Regions from separate parts of the Homo sapiens genome. Here region 2 is linked to region 1. Evidence: read pairs that join two places in POLR2A ChIA-PET (ENCODE). Cell type or tissue: MCF 10A. All regions are shown on one strand. Links, peaks and the distances in the headings refer to the core of each region. The heading gives the core; the rest is flanking DNA.

Region 1 (10,309 bases), core at 3,070-7,069:
GGCCAGGTTCTGGCTCATGCCTGTAATTTCAGCACTCACGCCTGTAATTCCAGCACTTTGGGAAGCCAGGGTGTGGGGATCACCTGAGGTCAGAAGTTCATGACCGGCCTGGCCAACATGGTGAAATTTCATCTCTACCAAAAATACAACAATTAGCCAGGTGTGGTGGTGCGCACCTGTAACCTCAGTTACTTGGGAAGCTGAGGTGAGAGAATCGCTTGAATCCAGAGGCAGAGGCTGGAGTAAGCCGAGATTGCACCACTGCACTCCAGCCTGGGTGACAGTGTTGGGATTTACTCAAGATAGGGGCAGAAATATTAAAGAGAAATATTAGGGAAAGTTATAGGGAATAGTCACAAACCTTTTGGAAGGCCGAAAGGTTATATAGCTTGTAATAATTGAACAGGCTGAAGGCACCCGGTTCTTACCTTAGAGCATTAGGTCATAGGGTAAATACTAGGGACAATAGAGGCTTCCCCAGTTAAGCCTGTTTACCCTACCTCCATTAACTAACCTTTGAGCCAGATGGCCCTCTAGCGGGAGGCTGACCAGGGAAATTGCCCCTTAATGGTATTTACTTCAGATCACAGTACCTGAGCTTTAATCATTCATGAAACTACTCTCTTAACCATGCTAATTATCCTCAAGTGTGTTTACTCAAACTTCTGTTGTTAATTCTATTCTAAATAAATGCCTGGAGTGCGAGCTGCTCAGGGCCGGCTCTTGGTGTGCAGGCGATTGGGCACCCAGCAGGACTGGCAAAGCAGAATATCTATGTGTCGGTGTACGTTTCATTCATCCGTCTGGGCCAGGGTCCGTGGGCAGACCCCCGCAGCTAATGCCCTCTTGTGAGGAGCAATACCTCAGTTGATGTCCTGTGTGAGGAAAGTCAGGGATCTGCAGAAACAGACCCCCCACAGTTCAAGCCTCTCTTGAGGCAACCTGTGAAGGAAGCGTGAGGACCGCCCTCTTGAGGAAAGCTGCGATGGAAGCATGAGGAACGCGACCCCCGAAAACAAAGGCAAAGAAGGATTTCGTGGTCAAGCCAGTGAGTAATCAGTAAGTCATTGGTGCCCACTCGAGGTTACCACCTTCTGGGGGAAGTTGAGTCAAGCTAAGGTTTCATCACGGGACAATAGTTGTCAGCTCAACAGAAACGGTATATAAAAATGTTCAGACAGTTGCTTAAGGCTACTGGTCGGAAACACAGCAGAACTAGCAAAACGGAATTATCTGTGTGTCAGTGTATGTTTTATTCATATGTGGTTTAGGTCAGGGTTGACATGCAGATCCCACAGCTAATGCTCTCTTGTGAGGAGCAATACCTCAACAGAGCAAGACTCCAACTCAAAAAAAAAAAAAAGAGTACCAGAAGTCACAGAAGTGAGTGAGAAGAAGAAAGGAACAGAAAAGCTTGTTGGAAGGCATAATGGCAAAAATTTCTAATTTCAGGATGCAAAAGAAACAAATTCAACACCTTAAGAATATCCAACATGGATAAATCTAAGTAAGAGACCTATAACAAACAACATCATAATAAAACTGTCAAAATTCAGAGATAGAGAAAGAATCCTAACAACAGCCAAAAGAAGAGCTAACTCTCACCCAAGAGGGAGCTCCTGTAATATTATCAAGATATTTCTCGGCTGGGTGGGCGGTAACTCACGCCTGTAATCCCACGACCTTGGGAGGCTGAGGCGGGCAGATCATGAGGTCAGGAGTTCGAGACCAGTCTGGCCAACATAGTGAAACCCATCTCTACTAAAAATACAAAAAATTAGCGGGGTGTGGTGGTGTGCGACTGTAATCCCAGCTACTCAGGAGGCTGAGGCAGGAGAATTGCGGTGGTAAGACCATGGTGGTAAGAATCATGGTGGTAAGACCACAGTAGTAAGCTTTGCTTAAGTGAGTGGGAAATTTTGCATAGTCTTAGTCAGAGAGGGCACCTCTGCAGCTGGGGGTAGGGATGGAATCTTCCCACATCTAAAAGAGGAAATGGCAAATCCAAGAAGAAGCAATCAGTTTTCAATGCCCCAACTTGCAGGAAACTTCCAGATATCTGCAGTGAAGTCACCATGCTCACAGGCAGCCAGTGTGTTATTCTTAGCAACAGTGAAAAACTGTCAAGGAGATTAAGTGAAGTCAGGGATTTGAGACCAGCCTGGCCAACATGGTGAAATCCTGTCTCTATTAAAAATACAAAATTAGCCCAGAGTGGTGGTGGACACCTATAATCACAGCTGCTTGGGATGCTGAGGCATGAGAATCTCTTGACCCTGGGAGGTGGAGGTTACAGTGATCCCAGATTGCTCCAGTGAACTCCAGCCTGGGCAATAAAGGGAGATAGAATTTAAGATGACGGGGACTGAGAAAAGCCTTGGGTGAGTGCGAGCAAACTTGTGACGCAGGACGCTTCAGACTCACGGAAGTCTGCCTACTACAATACCTGGTATATCAGAAAAGAGAGAGAAGAATCCACTGAGGAATATCACTTTACCTGAGGAAGAGCCATCCTTGTCTCCTTTTCTTTGGTCTTCTTGGTGGCTTTCTCATGTAACATGAGTCTTTGGAAATTAATTCTGTGTGAGAAAAAAATATGATATTTAATTAATTTTTTTTGAGATGGAGTCCAGCTCTGTCACCATGATGGGGTTCAGTGACATGATCTCGTCTCACTGCAACCTCTGCCTCCCCAGTTCAAGGAATTCTCTTGCCTCAGTGTACCAAGTAGCTGGGATTCAAGCCATACTCCACGATGCACAGCTAATTTTTGTATTTTTAGTAGACATGGGGTTTCATCATGTTGGCCAGGAGAGTCTCAATCTCCTGACCTTGAGATCTGCCCACCTCAGCCTCCCAAAGAGCTATGATTACAGGGGTAAACCACCAGACCCAGCTGAGATTTAATGTTTAGAAACCACACATTCCTTTCCTGTGACAAAACATACACAGGGGAGACCTTACCCGGTATAAAGACTGTCCTCTACTGCCCACTGCACCAGAGATCATGCAGAGATAAGAAAGCCCCACAGGAAGACCTACAAGGGTAATTTTGACCCATTTTCAGATCTTGCTCCCTCCTGAAAATGTCCACACACACGCTGAAGCAGGGCACAGACCTTCAGGACACAGATCTGGCCCTAACCAAACCCCATGCAGAGCACAGCCCCCTCACCTCCCTGTGGATCACAGACTGACCTCAGTTCTCAATATGGGGGAAACTGCCTTGATGTTCAATGCTGGACACAGATGAGAATCACCAGCGCCATCGTATTATTGAGGGTGTGTCCCATCCTATGATAATAGCAATCTTTGATAGAATAGCATAAAAGATGTATTTGCAAAATGCCTGAGAAACCTAATGTGAAGTCAGGGTTGAGCTCCACTCAGAGGGTACCAGCTGAGCACAGCCCCACCTTCTGGCTCTGCTCTCCCCTTGGGGACTTGTTCCCACCAGGATCCAGTGAACAGCGAAGGAGCTAAAAGAATCACACAGAACAGGTAACATGGACCAGAGGTGGGGGTGAAGGTGGGGCTGCAATGTCAAATGGGGCCTGTGGGAGATCACAAAGGTTACTGTAGATAAAGTGATGTCACAACAAAGACTTAGGGAAGAAAGGCTGCTTGTCACTTGCAGCTGATGGGACAGAGAGTCCTAGGCCGAGGGACAGCCCAGGTGAAGGCCCTGAGACAGGAGCAACCTCAGCCCCAGAAAAAGGAAAGAAACCTGCGTGGCTGGAGCAGAGGGAGTGAGGAGGACACAGGCAGGAGATGAGATCAGGGAGGTCCTGGGAGCACAGATCCATAGGGATGAGGTCTTGAAATATTTTTCTCCCACACTTCAAAAGAATTTTGGAAATGATGTATTTTCTCACGCCTTTCATGTATACACACAACTTTTCTTTACGTTATAAATTACAACATTTACAAATAATGGAATTCATTTCTCATTTTAAAAATACATGCTGTCAAGTTTGGCTAAGTCCCCAGAAGTACCCTGTCACCCTCATCTGAGACATGTAGGACTGCAAGGGAATGTGTTCAGGGGTTTAGGAAGTCACCTATGGAAATGTGCATTTGGAGACGCCTGTTTAATATCCCAGCAGAGAGCTGAGGAGCCAACTGAACACAGGATTGCAGAGCTCAGGGGAGAGGCCTGTAGGGAACATGGAGTCGTGTAGGTGGGTTAAAGTTGTGAAATGACACGATATGGAAGGGCAGTGGGTGTGGACAGAGACAAGGAGAGGTTCAAGATGATCTGAGTCTAATTACCTGTTTTTTCCATTCTGGTACTTGTGTTTTTTATATTTTTGGAGAACAGTAACTTATTTAAAATTCATATTACACCTGAGCATTACCATCTCGTATAGAAAAAGCCACAAACTATTTGGCCAATCATTTCAGGGGTCAGTGTCACTCTGACTGAGCTTTTCTTGTCTTATTCCTCACCTGTATATTACAGATGGGGGTCACTGAGGTTCAGAGTAGGAGACATTTCACCAAGTTATCCAGAGAAGCTCTGAGTTGAGTCAGAAGGAGGTGCGGCTCATTCCTATGTGATGGACTGGAAGGGCCAACAGAATGTGTTGGTTTTTTCTCTAGAAAATTGCAGGATGGGCCAGGTGTGGTGACTCATGCCTGTAATCCCAGCACTTTGGGAGGCTGACAGGGGTAGATCACATGAGCCCAGGAGTTTGAGACCAACCTGGGCAACACGGTGAAATCCCGTCTCTATGAAAAGTACAAAAAATAGCCAGGCATGGTGATGTGCATCTGTGGTCCCAGCTATTTGGGAGGCTGACCAGGGAGGATCACTTGGACCTGGGAAGCAGAGGTTGCAGTGAGCCAAGATCGTATCACTGCACTCAAGCATGGCTGACAGAGTGACACTCCATCTCAAAAAAGGAAAAAAAAAATTCCAGGACCATCTGTTATATACCTGAGCAAAAGAAATGTCTCTTTCAATGTCTAAGGTCCTGATGGCATGAATCCTAAACATGCAATTATTTTCCCAGAAAAATGACAGTAATACGTTCAAAATACACACAATTGTGAACCCCTAGCTATAGGTATTTAAAACACTGAAAGAGAGGCAGTGGTAGAAATGAGATCTGAGCAAATGTTTTCTTCATGAACACATGGACTCTGCTGGAACAAGGTTCTAAGTCAATCCAGCCCATCCTTCAACATCTGCAAAGAATATTATGGACCAGAGGAACTTGAGGAAAATGTTTACTTAGAGGCTCACAGCTCACCATTTAATCAGATGACATGAGGAAAGAAAATGGAGTAATAGGCTACTTGAACTAAATTTTGATGTTAGTGTAAAGAAAAAATTTCCTTGATATCTTTATTGAGTACACATTGAAACAACCTAAAATCATTTATCAGGTACCAGAAAATGTTTCCAATACATAATAAAGACTAGAATGCAGGCAGTGCTCAATCTAAACTGAACACAATAAATTTCAGAGAAAAACAATTTTAAAATGGTTAAAAAATATACATCTAATGAAATGTGAGGTCAAAGAAGAAAATTCAAAACACATATAATAGTTTGAAAATGATAATGTGATGTCGTAAGATTCTACCAAAGCTTATTTGAGAAGCAGTTATTTATTTTACTTTATTTTATTTTATTGAGACGGAGTCTCGCTCTGTTGCCCGGCTGGAATGCAGTTATGCGATCTCGGCTCACTGCAACCTCCACCTCCCGGATTCAAGCTATTCTCCTGCCTGTCTCCCCAGTAGCTGGAATTACAGGCAAGCATCACCATGCTCAGCTAATTTCAGTATTTCAGTTGAGATGAGGATTCACCATGTTGGCCAGGCTGGTCTCGAACTCCTGAAATTAGGTGATCCACCAGCCTTGGCCTCCAAACTGCTGGGATTACAGGTGTGAGCCACTGCACCAGGCCTATTTTTTTTTTTTTTTTTTAATTAAGAACAAGCTGGGTGTGGTGGCTCATGCCTGTAATCCCAAGACTTTGGGAGGCCGATGCGGCTGGATCCCTTAAGCCCTAGAGTTCGAGACCAGCCTGGGCAACATGGAGAAAGCCCGTCTCTATGAGGAACACAAAAATTTGCCCTATGCGGTGGCATGTAGCTGTGGTCCCAGCTACTCTGGAGGCTGAAGTGGGAGGATCCGTTGAACCCAGGAGGTTTATGCTGCGGTGAGCTCTGATCCTGTAACAGCTCTCCAACCTGGGTGTCAAAGTGAGACCCCATCTCCAATTAAAAAAAGAAGAAGAAGGAACCACTGGGTCCTGGGTCTAGGGGCAGGGAATCTAAGGCCAATTAACACGAACTTTTAAGTCCACGCCATCTGCTTCTGGGTCTGTGCCAATTAGGGCAGGACAAAAGCCAGGACTGGGGGGTGGAACCCCAGGAGGTGAGCCGGGCCTGAGCAAGGCCAGGAAGGGATGCAGATTAAGTGGGTGGGGCCTGAGTGAGGCCAGGGTGGGGCATGAAGGACAAGGGGCCTGGTGTGGGGGGGTGAGGGGGGAAGAGGCCTGGGCTGTGAGGGGTTCGCAGGGGAATGAAGGGGTCAGGGCCTGAGCTTCCCTCTATCTCACTCTCCGTGTTTCTGTTTTCCAGGTTTTGAAGGCGAAACCCACCAGTGAGGCTGGAACAGCTCAGGAGTCAGGGAAATAGTACCTCCCTGAGAAGTGAACATGGGGTGGTAATTAGATCCAGGAAAGTTCCTTACTATTGAAATTAATTTTAGCAATTTAATTCCAAAACCTCAAAGTTGTCTAGGGCAGGAATGCAAACTAGAATGCGAAATGCAAAGTCCTGCCTGAGCCAAATGTACAATTTTATGCTGACGGCCCACAGAACCAATTAGAAATCCTCTCCCTTTCTATTCTTCATTCACTGGGGTGGGAGAGTCCACCCTGTGCTCAGCTCCAGAGACTTTCCTAGAGCCACTGCCTGGGGTGGGGAGCAGAGGGCTCAGGCCAGGGAGGAGTGAGGTCACCACCTGCTGCTTAAACACAGCAGGGATGTGGGTGGGGTGGTGGGAGCCAGGAGTCCCAGCTACTCAGGAAGCAGGGGTAGGAGGATAGCTGAGCTGGGAAGTCCAGGCCAGCCTGGGCGACAAAGTAAGACCCTCTACCCCAGAGTTCCCTCCTCCGTCTCAATAAGAAAAAAAGTGATTAAAAAAAAAAGCACTGACCTTGTAACAGTGCATATAAATTGCCCAGTTGTTCCTTACATTTGTTATTTTATGCTGCACTTGTTAGATATGAGTTCTAAATTTCTCTTCAAAGAATCAATGTGTCAGTATGTGCAATTATTTGCCTTCTACTTTTAAACTTAACTTCCTCATAAAGCAACCTTTTTTAATCACCTGCTCCACCCTGAGTAATTCTCCAACCTGACTCATTCCATAATCATTTTTCCCACCAAACCACTCACCCCATCACTCTTTTTAAATTAGCCAATCGGAATTAGCTTAGCCTGTGCGGTCTAATCCTAGCCGATAGGGGAATGACACAGCAGCAGGGGCCTCATGCGTCTGGAGTAAGAACCCCTTCCTGTCCCTTGCCCAAGTGTGCACTCACCATTGCTCCATCTATGAGGACGCACCCTTCTATAGAAGTAAATTGCCTTGGCCATGTGCGGTGGCTCACACCTGTAATCCCCCCACTTTGGGAGGCTGAGGTGGGCAAATCACGAGGTCAGGAGATTGAGACCATCCTGGCTAACAGTGAAACCCCGTCTCTACTAAAAATACAAAAAAAAAAAATTAGCCGGGCATGGTGATGGGTGCCTGTAGTCCCAGCTACTTGGAAGGGTGAGGTGGGAGAATGGTGTGAACCCGGGAGGCGGAGCTTGCAGTGAGCCAAGATCGCACCACTGCACTCCAGCCTGGGCAACAGAGCAAGACTCCATCTCAAAAAAAAAAAAAAAGAAAGAGACAGAGAGTCAAAGAGAGAGAGAGAAAGAGACAGAGAGACAAAAAGGGAGTCAAAGAGAGAGGGAGAAAGAGACAGAGAGTCAGAAAAGAGAGAGAGAGAGTAGTAGTAGAGAGAAAACAGTATACCCTATTCCTTTAAAAGCCAGGGTAAATTTAAAACCTATAATTGATAATTGAAGGTCTTCTCCATGACCCTATAACACTCCAATACCACCCTGTTGTCAGTGTAAACAATGGCATATCCTGAAAGCACTGAGGCCACTGACAACCCATAGCTTACCTATCAAAAATCCTTAACCCAGTAAACCGCGGATGGCCCAAATGCATTCAATCTGTAGTGGCAACTGCTCAGCTAACAGAAGAAACAGAAAAATAACTTTTAGAGGAAACCTCATTGTGAGCACACCTCATCAAGGAAGAACTATCCTAAGTCAAAAAAAAAAAAAAAAAAAAAAGGCAAAATGGTAGCTTACTGACTCAAGAATCTTCAAGTATGAGGCTATTCTGGTAGAAAAAGATGATTTAACATTAACCACTGAAAATTCCATTAACCCAGCAGGTTTTCTAACAGGGGGTCTAAATCTTAATTATTTACCATGCAAAGGTCTGACCAGGCCTAGGAGGAACTCCCTTCCAGACAGGACTATACAGGGTTTCTCCCAGGTGACTGAGGGAAAAAGACATAATGGGTATTCAATAAGTGATAAAGAAACTCTTGCAGAAGCAGAGTTAGGAAAATTGCCTAATAATTGGACTGCTGAAATGTGCAAGCTGTTTGCACTCAGCCAAACTTTAAAGTAGTTACAGAATCAGGAAGGAGGCCACCTATACCACTTCTAAGTTAATATGGACTGAACAAGGTCTTATTAATAGCAAAGAATTGAAATCCCAAACTTACAACGTTTTCAACGAAAGTCAAGTTTGCTAAAAGTTAACATTGTAACATGTATTATCCTAACTTCTAATCTTGTGACCTTAGGCAGTCTAGTTCACAGACATGAAGGAAGTTCACTTTGGGAAAGAATGGTTATCATCTTTGAAAAAAAAAAAAAAAAAAAGGAGGAAGGAGAATTTATGTAAAAAGAATGTTATATGGTAAATTCTTGTCCTAAAATAAATCAAATGGTGGTTTAAAGAAAGGGATGTTTGCAACAATTCAGAAAGTTGAGGCATGTTGAAGAATTGTCTGTCAAAGTTGTGAAAAAAGAAAAGTTATAAGAGGGAATTTATGCAAGAAATGTCATATAATTTGAAAGTAATTAGTCCTCCTGATTGTAAAACTGTTGAAGAAACAGTTTATGTGCAAGTTGTGTAAGGAAAGTAAAATATACTTTTGGTAAAAGGATTATAGGGAGGCAGAAGAATGTGGATTTTTACCTACATTGAAAGATTAAAAAAATTTGTTTTAAAGGTTTAAGCAAGTTTCAAAATGTTAATTGTAAAGGAAATTCTGTGTGTAAACATACTGGCAAAAGTTAAAGGGGTAATATCCAGTTTTTCTGTGAACTGGATATTAAAATAAAAGCACAACCAGTTTTTCTTAAAGCACTAACATGCTCTTCAACAAAAATTATAAAAGGTTAAAGAGTCTATAAAAATCTTACCTTATGGTCAGACATTAACATTGGATAAATATGTCTACAAGGTTTTATTAAAATTAAGTTTAACATTAATAAAACACTAATATAAAGGTGAAATGTAGCTTATCTGGTATAAAAATCATACATGAAGTGTTAAATATAAAATGGTATTTGGCTTTCTTTGGTCTAAAAACTAATAAAAATAGGTGCTAAAGAAAATTTCTCAGCAAGAAGGCACCAAGGATTATAAAGTCCACTGCTGATGTCCCCACGTTTAAAACAAATGATAAATTTCTTAGAAATTATATACTTGGTTTATCCTCCACCTTCTCTTCCTTTAAAACAAGAGTCTCTCAGCACAGGCGCCAGCTTCGGAGTTTCCAGTACATCAGCATCGGCCTGGGGATGACGTTCTCATCAAAGGATGGAAAGAATGGAAACTCGAGCCAGCCTAGGAAGGACCCTATCTTGTGCTGCTAACCACTGAGACTGCTGTTCATACAGCAGAAAGGGAGGGACACATCACACCTGAGTCAAGCAGGTGCCATTATCATCAGAATCATGGGCCACTGTTCCTGGATCAAGCCCTACCAAATTAAAGCTAAGGAAAGCTTAGTCTATCTATCTTTTCCTTTCCTTTCCTTTCCCAGTGCTTATATCCATTACTATTCCTACCACTAGCAACTCTAACCCAACTTTAGAGCATTTCTATGGTTTAGGAGCAGAGGTCACTGGAAAGGATCCTATAGGCTTCTTTAGGGTGTGCTTTTTTCTCCCTCCTCCACCTCCTACAGCTGCCCCTTTCCCA
Region 2 (10,309 bases), core at 3,564-7,563, 120 kb before region 1:
CGCCCTCTGTCGGTTCTAAAGGGCAAGGTCTCTCTGCCTCGCGCCCCGCCTCTACCCCGCCCAGGCCCCGCCAAACTGTTCGCCGGCCCCGCCCAGGCCTGGCTTCAGTCCTGGGCGCGCAAACCCCGAGGCGGATCGCGTGGAGTGAAGGTCGTACCGCGGCGCGTGAGTTTTGCTCTGCCTTGTATTAAGTTTGCGCTTCCCAGGTCCCTGGCGCGTCTGTCCCTGGAAAGTGGGGTCCCCACGGACCTGGAAATTCTCGCCTGTCTTCCTTCATCCAGAGCAAATTGAGATGTCCCCGTAAGAGTCCGGAAGTTGCTTGCTTTTGGGTTTGAACTCGTCCGGAGGCTGGTCCCAACCCCGGTCTTTCTGCTATAGGGCAGTGTATACACTTCCTGTCGCTTAGTTTTCCTGGTCAAAACCCTGTGCTGACTCCACCCACCCCGTTCTTTTTAAAGTCCCCGACCCGCGAGGTGGATTCCCGCCCTGGGCGCCTCCCAGCCTCTCCGTCTTCGGCCCCTGGAGCGAAGCGCTGTGTCCCCAGTCCTGGGGAGGCTGCGTCTTCTGCCTGGTCCTGGAATTCTGCAGGTGCCACCCTTGTCTTAAGGCGCCGTCGCCCCCTACATCCCCCCTCGTGGTGGGCCCTGCTGCTCCCCAATTCTTCCCTTCGCAGTCACCGCTTCCCCTGAACCAGCGTAGGGCAGGTCCCAGCGGCTTGTCCTATGACACCGGGTATTCTTGCCTGCCCAGCTCCACCCTCCGGAAAATGCGCTTCTCCGCGATGCGGGTGTCTTACCCCAAACCCGCAGAGTGGTGCTGGTGGCAATGAGAACAGAGGGAGAAACACAGCAGGGAGGACACCGGGGGATCTGGGGTGCTAGAGAGTGGGGACAGGGGGGCGTAACAGGGAAGAGAGAATTTAACAGGGAGAGCAGAGGAGACGCAGAGATAAGAGGCGGTAATATGTAGAGATTGAGGACGATCAAAAGATTGGGGAGAAGGAGCAACAAGAGGTTAAATAAGGACCGGGCGCTTTGGCTCATGCCTGTAATCCCAGCAGTTTGGGAAGCTTAGGCGGGCGGATCACCTGAGATCCGGAGTTCGAGACCAGCCTGACCAACATGGAGAAACCCCATCCCTGCTAAAAATACAAAACTAGCTGGGCGCGGTTGCATATGCCTGTAATGTCAGCTATTAGGGAGGCTGAGGCCAGAGAATCGCTTGAACTTGGGAGGCGGAGGTTGCGGTGAGCCGAGATCGCACCATTGCACTCCAGCCTGGGCAACAAGAGTGAAACTCTTTCTCAAAAAAAAAGCGGTTAAATAAGTTGTGAGGATGGAGCAGAAGAGGTGGAAGAGGAGTAATAGAGGGAAGAAGGGGATAAATAGCAGGAGAGTAGAGGGGTACAAAATGAGGAGCACAATCCCAGGGAAAAAGAAAAGAAAACAAGAGCTAGAGAGAGAAGGGGAGAATGAGAGATATGTACAGAATTAGAGAGGGAAGCACAGTAATGAAGAAAGAGGGGCCAGGTGCAGTGGCTCATGCCTGTAATCCCAGCACTTTAGGAGACTGAGGCAGAGGGATTGCTTGAGTCCAGGAGTTCAAGACCAGCCTAGGCAAAATAGACACCCCATCTCTTTCAAAAAGAAAGAAAAAATTAACGGGGCATGATAGTGTGCAGCTGTAATTTCAGCTACTCTGTAGGCGGAGGCTGGAGGATCACTTGAGCCCAGGAGCTCCAGGCTGCTGTGAGCAGAGATCATGCCACTGTACTCCAGCCTGGTCAAAAGAGCAAGACCCTGTCTCAAAAAAAAAAAAAAAAGGGTGGGGGACTTTGGGTACAGATGAGTGTGTGAGTTCATTGGATATGATTAGTTGTGACATGTTGACTTCTGTCTATAAAATCTAATAACTTGTTTAAATTATACAGATGAGTTTGAGAATTTTAAATGTCCTATCTGTGAGCCATGTATGTTCTATAAATATTGGTATCAGAGGTTAGCTTCCACTTGGAATCCCTATTCAGACCGAGGGCAGTGACATTCAATTGTGGGTCACTCTTCCCTTTTCCCATGGTGGGGTAGGAAGTGGTGGGAAAAAAAAATCGCTGTTATTACATAATACTTTTAATTAATTAATTAATATTTTGAGATAGGGTCTGGCTCTGTCGCTCAGCTGGAGTACAATGGCGTTATCTACTCTAACTGCAGCCTCGACCTCTTAGGCTCAAGCGATCCTCCCTCAGTCTCCTGAGTAGCTGAGACCACTGGTGTGAGACACCAAGCCCAGCTAGTAGTTTTTTTTTTCTTTGTTTGTTTTTTTGTAGAAACAGGGTTTCAGTATGTTTCCCGGGGTGGTCTCAAAATCCTGGGCTCAAAGGTTCCCCCGTCTTGGCCTTGCAAAGTACTGGGATTACAGGGATGAGCCACCGCGCCCGGCCTACATACTAATTATTATTATTATTATTATTAGTTTTTTGAGGTGGAGTTTCACTCCTGTTGCCCAGGCTGGAGTGCAATGGCACAATCTTGGCTAATGACTCTCTGTGCCTTTAGAGTTGAAGCGATTCTCCTGCGATACTACCCCCTGAGTATCTGGGATTACAGGCATGCGCCACCATGCCCTGCTAATTTTGGATTAGGAGGCCGAGGCAGGAGAATCACTTGAACCCAGGAGGCAGAGGTTGTGGTGAGCTGAGATCGCACCATTGTACTTCAGCGTGGGCAATAAGAGCGAAACTCTGTCTCAAAAAAACCAAAAAAGAATGGAGCAAAACAGGAGAGGGGCATAAAATGAGCAGAAGCCCAGGGGGAAATGCAGAAAAGAAACAGATGGAGAGAGAAAGTGAGAAAGGGCTATGCATAGAATGATGGAGGGAAGCAGTAATGAAGACGAAGAGGGACCCTGGGTGCAGATGAGTGGTGAGTTGATTGGATGTGATGATGAAGTGATGACATGTTGTTTTCTCTGTTTATAAGGTAACAAATTTAAAATTAGTTTAAATTATACAGATGAGAATGAGAGTTGCCAAACTCCTGTGTCTAAGTGTGGTTCATTTTATAATGATGGCGTCAGAGGCAGCTTCCCTCTGCAACCCCTCTTCAGCCAGAGGACAGTGACTTGACTCATTCGTTGTGGATCACCCTCTTCCCTTTTCATGGCTGGGGTCGGGAGTGGGGGAGAGAAGTAGGGTAAGAAGTGACTGACTCTGTTACTATATGGAACGTGATGAAAGGAGTATTAAAAGTGCTTTTGTTCTCTTTTTGTAATTGGTTTCCTTTTTTCTAGTTCCTCTTCATTTCATTTTTTTTTTTTTTTTTTTTAATTTTTGAGATGGAGTCTCTCTGTGTCACGCAGGCTGGAGTGGAGTGGAGCAGTCTTGACTCACTGCAACCTCTGCCTCCTGGGTTCAAGGAATTCTCTGCCTCAGCCTCCCAAGCAGCTGGGATTATAGGCACCTGCAGCCACACCTGTCTGATTTTTGTATTTTTAGTAGAGACAGTTTTCACCATCTAGGCGGGACTTGTCTTGCACTCATGACCTTGTGATCCACCGCCTTGGCCTCCCAAAGTGCTATGATTACAGGCGTGAGCCACCACACTTGGCCTCAGTAATTGTTTTTTATTTTTTAATTTTAGTTTTAATTTACTTATTTTTGTTGTGGTGGTTTTTTTTTTTTTTTTTTTTTTTTTGACGGAGTTTTGGTCTTGTTGCCCAGGGTGAAGTGCAATGGTGCGATCTTGCTCACTGCAACCTTTGCCTCTGGGGTTCAAGTGATTCTCCTGCCTCAGCCTCCTGAGTAGTTATGATTACAGGCACACACCACCATGGCCGGCTAATTTTGTATTTTCAGTGGAGATGGGGTTTCTCCATCTTGGTCAGGCTGGTCTTGAACTCCTGACCTCAGGTGATCCTCCCACCTCAGCCTCCCAAGGTGCTGGGATTACAGGTATGAGCCGCTGCGCCCGGCCTTTGTTATTGTTTTGAGACACTTTTACTGTTTCCCAGGCTGGAGTGCAGTGGCAGGATCACAGCACTGTGCAGCGGCAACCTCCTGGGCTCAAGTGATTTTCCCACCTCAGCCTCCGGAGTAGCTGGGGCCACAGACACACCCCACCAGGTCCGGCTAATGTTTAGATATATGTATTTATTTATTGAGACTCTCTGTCACCCACTCTGGAGTCTAGTGGCACGACCTCGTCTCACTGCAAACTCCGCCTCCTGGGGTCAAGCGATTTTCCTGCCTCAGCCTCCTGAGTAGCTGGAGTTACAGGTGTGCACCACTATGCCCTGCTAATGTTTGTATTTTTAGTAGAGACATAGTTTCTCCATATTGGCCAGGCTGGTCTCGAACCCCTAACATTGTGGTCTTCCTGCCCCGGCCTCCCAAAGTGCTGGGATTATAGGCGTGAGTCACTATGCCTGTCCTCATTGTTTTCAAAGTATGATATATTTTCAAATATTTCTCCTTTGGCCCAAGATTTCATTAGATCTGTATTTTTTAACCATTTTAAAATTGTTTCTCTATGAAATTTTTTTGAGTTTACATTGAGGTCTGTGTGCTTTCTAGTCTTTATCATATATCGAAAACATTTTCTACTATGTGATATATGTTGTTAGGTTGTTTCAGTGTGTACTTGATAATGATATCAAGGACCTTTTTTCTTTACCCTAACATGAAAATTCAGTTGAAGTAGCCTATTCCATTTTTTTTTCTTATGTCATCTGAAAAAATGGTAATCTGTGAGCTTCTAAGTAAGTGTCCCCTCAATTCCCTCTGGTCCATAATATTCTCTACAGATGTTGAAGGATGGGCTGGATTGACTTGGAACCTTGGTTTAGCAGAGCCCATGTGTTCTTGAGAAAAGCATTTGCTCAGATCTCATTTCTACAGCTGCCTCTTTTTCAGTGTTTTAAACATCTATTGCTATGTGTGCACAGTTGTGTGTATTTTGAACATTTTTCTGGGAGTGAGTAATGATATGTTTGGGATTGATGCCATCAGAACCTTACAACTTGAAAGAAGTTTCGTTTGCTCAGGTATATAAGATGGTCCTGGAATTTTTGTTTGTTTGTTTGTTTTTCTTTGAGATGGAGTCTCGCTCTGTCACCCAGGCTGGAGTGCAGTGGCATGATCTCAGCTCACTGCAACCTCTACCTCCTGGGTTCAAGCAATTCTTTTGCCTCAGCCTCCTGAGTAGCAGGGACTACAGGCCCCCGCCACCACGCCTGGCTAATTTGTGTATTTTTAGTAGAGACGGGATGTCACCATATTGGCCAGGATGATCTTGAACTCCTGACTTTGTGATCTGCCCGCCTCAGCCTCCCAAACTGCTAGGATTACAGATGTGATCCACCCCGCCTGGCCTTTTTTTTTTTTTTAAACCGTTTTTAAATAAAATTTTTCATGGTGTGACATAGAGATCCAATATTATTCTTTTCCATGTAGATATCTAGTTAGGTATTACAAGGGTGAGTCACCGCTCCTGACTGGTCTGGAAATTTTCTAGAGGAGGAAGACCAAGGCAGCCTATTGGCCCTTTCAGGCAATCACATGGGAATCAGCCACATGTCCTTCCTCCTCACCTCAGAGCATCTCAGAATAACTTGGTGAAATGTCTCCCACTGTGAGCCTCAGTGAGCCCACCTGTAACATAGAGGTGAGGAATAAGACCGGAAAAGCTCAGTCAGAGTGACACTGACCCCTGAAATGACTGACAAAATACAGTGTGTGACTTTTCTTCTGGGAGAGGTAGTGCTCAGTTTTAACTCGAATTTTAAAGGGATTCCAGTTCTCCAAATATTAAAAAAAAAAAAGCACAAGATGATTAAAATCAGGGGATTAGACTCAAATCACCTTGAACCTTATCATCTCACAGCTTTAACCCACTTACACGACTCCATGTCCCCTGCAGGCGTCGCCCCTGAGCTCTACAATCCTGTGTCCAGTTGTCTCAGCTGTCTCCTGGGTCATCAAACAGGCATCCCCACCTTCAGGTGTCCACGAGTGGCTTTCTAAACCCCCAAACACATTTCCTTGCAGTCTGCACATCTCAGATGAGAGTGACTGTGTACTTCTGGAAACTTAGCCAAACTTGACAGCATGTATTTTATATTTGTGAAATAAATCACTTTATTTGTAAGTGTTGTAATTTATAATATAAAGAGAAACTTAGATGTATACGTGAAAAGAGTGAGAAGATACATCACTTCCAATTTTTTTTTTTTTGAGACGAATTTTCACTCTTGTGGCCCAGGCTGGAGTGCAATGCCACGATCTCAGTTCACTGCAACTTCTGACTCCTGGGATCAAGGGATTCTCCTGCGTCAGACACCCGAGTAGCTGGGATCACAGTCGACTTTCAAAATGCTTTTGGGTTGTGGGAGAAAAATGTTTGAAAACCATGTCCCTATGGGTCTGTGCCCCCAGGACCTCTCTGACCTCATCTCCTACCTGTGCCCTCCTCTCTTCCACTGCTCCAGCCCCACGGGTCGCTTTCCTTTTCCTGGGGCTGAGGTTGCTCCTGTCTCAGGGCCCTCACTTGAGCTGTCCCTCTCTCTAGGATGCTCTTCCCCTCAGCTGCAAGTGACAAGCAGCCTTTCTTTCCTAGGTCCTTGTTCTGATATCATCTTCTCCGGGTTTCCTTTGTGATCTCCCACAGCCCCCATTTGACACTGCAGCTGTGAAACCAGAAAATCTTACAGAGATCTCAGTTATTTAGAGAGTTTAGTTTGCCCAAGGTGGTCGGGGCAGAGCTTAATTTTATACATTTTATGGAGACATGAGACATCAATCAATATATGTAAGAAGTACATTGGTTTGGTCTGGGAAGGCGGGACAACTTTAAACAAAGGCAGGAAGACTTGAAGCAGGGAGGCGGCTTTTAGGTCACAGAGAAATGAGGCACAAGTAGTTACAATCTTTTGAGTTTCCTTTTTTTTTTTGAGATGAAGTCTCATTTTGTCGCCCAGGCTGGAGTGCAGTGGCACGATCTCGACTCACTGCAACCTCTGCCTCCTGGGTTCAAGTGATTCTCCTGCCTCAGCTTCCCAAGTAGGTGCCCAGATCTTTTTTTTGGGGGGGGGGTGGAGGCTTTGATCAGGGATGAGTCTGTGCCATAAAGGGGGCATCAGTGCAGCCCAGGTCCCCCCTGCTGCCTCGTGTGTGGCGGCTTCTCCATGAAGGGAGTGAGATCTGAAGACCGGGGTCAAACATACACTTGTAGGTCTTCCTGTGGGACTTTCTTACCTCTGCATGATCTCTGGTGCAGTGGGCAGTGGGGGACTTCTTTCTACAGGGTGACATCTCCCGGTTCATGTGGTTTTGTCACAGGAAGGGAGTGAGTCATTTCTAACATGAAGTCTTATTTTTTTTCACATACAGGATTGATTTCTAAAGACTCATGTTACGTGAGGAAGCAGCTCAGAAGAGGAAAGGAAAGGAGTCAGGCATGGCTCTTCCTCAGGTGAAGTGATATTCCTCTGTGGATTAATCTGTCTCTTTCCTTTCTGAAATGTAGTAGTATTATATTGTATTGTAGTAATGTATTGTAGCAGCCAGTCTTTTCTGAGTCTGAAGCATTTTGCCTGACACGTTCACTTGCACTCACCCATGCCTGCCCTCAGTTCCTCTCAGGTGCTCTGAGATTCCATCTCCTGTGACCCAGTGACATGAACTTGGGAAGAGGCTCCACTGGGCATGGTCTTGGGAAGGGCTCACACCCAGACGTGGATAAACATGGGGTGTGGGCCCGTTGATGTCAGAGCTGCTGGGCAGCCTGGATTGTTCAGGGGCCACATCTGGATGTCAGCTCAGAGAAACTACATATGAAATACGTATGTTAATGTGCGCAGATGTGTGGTAAATTCTGGGAAAGGAGACGAATAAGAGGAGATATTTTGTATCTGATTTGGTAATGCATTTGAAGCCACACTAGTAGATCAAGATGTCTCTGTGTCCAAATTTTTTTTTTTTTTTTAAGAGACAAGATGTTGGTCCCAGTGCAGTGGCTTACACCTGTAATCCCAGCATTTTGGGAGGCCAAGGCAGGAAGATCACTTGAGGTCAGGACTTAGAGACCAGCCTGGCTAACATGGTGAAACCCCATCTCTACTAAAAATACAAAAATTAGCTGCATGTGGTGGTGCATGCCTGTAATCTCAGCTACTCAGGAGGCTGAGGTAGGAGAATCACTTGAGTCCAGGAGGTGGAGGTTACTGTATGCCGAAATTGTGCCACTGCACTCCAGCCTGGGAGATGGAGCGAGACTCTGTCTCAAAAGAAAAAAGAGAGAGAGAGAAGGTGTCGCTCTGTGGCTTAGTTCTGGAGTACAATGGCACAATTCAGAGTTTACAGCAGCCTCAAACTCCTGAGCTCAACTAATCGCTACTGTAGCCTCCCAAAGAGCCTGAATGATAGGCATGGGTCACCATATGTATGTGTGTATATTATGTATGTATTTATTTATTTTAAGATGGAGTCTCAGTCAGCAAAGCTGGAGCGCAGTGGTACGATCTCGGCTCTCTGCAACCTCCCCCTCCCAGTTTCAAGCAATTCTTCTGCCTCAGCCTACCAAGTTGCTGGGACTACAGGCATGCACCACCACACCCAGCTAATTTTTGTATTTTTAGTTGAGACGGGGTTTCATCATGTTCGTTATGCTGATCTGGAACTCCTGACCTCATGATCTGCCTATCTCGGACTCCCTAAGTGCTGAGGTTAAAGGTGCACACCACCATGTCAGGCCTTATTTTTTATATTGTATTTTTATTTTGTTGTCTAGGCTGGAGTGCAGTGGTGCAATCAAAGCTTGCTTTAGCCTTGATATCCTGGCCTCAAGTGATCCTCCCCTCTTGGTCTCCCAAATTGCTGGCATTCCAAATGGGAGACAGCCAGCTTGGCTGGACTCTGCACATTTTTGAGATGGAGTGTCGCTCTGTTGCCCATGTTGGATTGTAGTGGCGGCATCTCAGCTCACTACAACCTCTGCCTTCTGGCTTCAAGCAATTCTTTTGCCTCAGCCTCCTGAGTATCTGGGATTACAGGCATTCGCTGTCACGCCTGGCTAATTATTTTGTATTTTTAGTAGAGATGGGGTTTCACCGTATTGGTCAGGCTGGTCGAACTACTGACCTTGTGATTTGTTCACCTCGGCCTCCCAAAGTTCTGGGATTTACAGGCCTGAGCCACTGCACTTGGCTAAAGTCTGCACTTTTAATGACTGTCAATGCAATGGAAAGTGGAGATAGGCATCAGTGGTACAGGATGCTTTATTACATCATTGATTTTATTTTATTTTTAAATTTGTTTTGAGTTGAGTCTCTGTTGTCCAGGCAGGAGTGCAGTGGGGTGATTTTGTTTCACTGTAGCCTCTGACTCCCAGATTACAGTGATTCTGTTGCCTCAGCCTCTCCAGTAGCTTGGATTAGAGGTGGGCCACCACGTGGGTAACGCCATGATGTGATGTGTGTGCATGAATACATGGGTGGATAAGCCCATGGTTTATGTAGAAAACACAACATTTGCAATAAGTTTTATTTTTTATAATAATTGTAATGATTTTAAGTATTTTTCATTGTTGTCAACTATCACAATAATGAGTTAATGGTAAGATGGGGCCGGGCCCGGTTGCTCACACCTGTAATCCCACCACTATGGAAGGCTGAGGTGGGTAGCTCATGACATCAGGAGTTCAAGACCATCCTGGCTAAGATGGTGAAACCCTGTCGCTGCTAAATATACAAAAATTAGATGGATGTGGTGGCAGGTGCCTCAAATCCTAGCTACTGGGGAGGCTGAAGCAAGAGAATTGCTTGAACCTGGGTGGCACAGGTTGCAGTGAGCTGAGAGATTGTGCCACTGTATTCCAGCCTGTGCAATAGAGTGAGACTCCATCTGGAAAAAAAAAAAAATAAGAAGTATTGGGAAGGATTATATGTATGCCTGTGTGTGTCCATTCAGCGACCTTGTAGGATGCTCCGTGTTCTTACCCTGGGACCTTTGTCACATTCTCTGCACTAGATAAACCCGTGTCAGTTTAGTTTAAAGCTGTATCTGTTACTTCAGCGTTTATATTCAAATGTGAATCCCAGACATCTGGATTCAGTGCTTGTGTTGACATTTTTAGCTATTTGATTTGTGGTAATTTTCCTAGTATGTGTGATGCACTTGTGTCCAAGTACAGATCTTTCTTCATGGGACAGTATGTTATTTTATGGCTTAAGACATGGGAAGCACTTAGAACAGTGTATAGCACATGGGAAGCATTCAAAAATGTTAGTCATGGCTATTGCTGTCATCATAACAGTT

What was found. Peaks named below come from ENCODE experiments on the same cell type or tissue, not always from the same donor. Only the 100,000 strongest peaks of a DNase experiment are listed, where the experiment ranks them.
Region 2: POLR2A ChIA-PET joins it to region 1 with 5 read pairs; 2 of 35 experiments call an interaction of 5 or more read pairs at or near these places.

The regions. Positions count from the first base shown.
Region 1 is chr19:52,658,265-52,668,573 of GRCh38, forward strand. LOC122539214 (Zinc finger protein LOC122539214) reads right to left here. Exons shown (of 4, transcript NM_001396016.1): 2 at 2,498-2,579. The coding sequence starts at 2,560. It also overlaps a transcript of ZNF83 not described here. Among named protein-coding and RNA genes, the nearest start is that of ZNF83, 25 kb to the left of the region's middle. RefSeq lists an enhancer at 5,887-6,387. In MCF 10A, for the core only: no CTCF peak of the experiment used is centred there; a DNase peak (open chromatin) is centred at 4,607.
Region 2 is chr19:52,535,882-52,546,190 of GRCh38, forward strand. It overlaps ZNF808 (zinc finger protein 808), which reads left to right. Exons shown (of 5, transcript NM_001039886.4): 3 at 7,385-7,466. The coding sequence starts at 7,404. Among named protein-coding and RNA genes, the nearest start is that of ZNF808, 13 kb to the left of the region's middle. RefSeq lists enhancers at 150-379, 187-773, 510-639. In MCF 10A, for the core only: no CTCF peak of the experiment used is centred there; no DNase peak of the experiment used is centred there.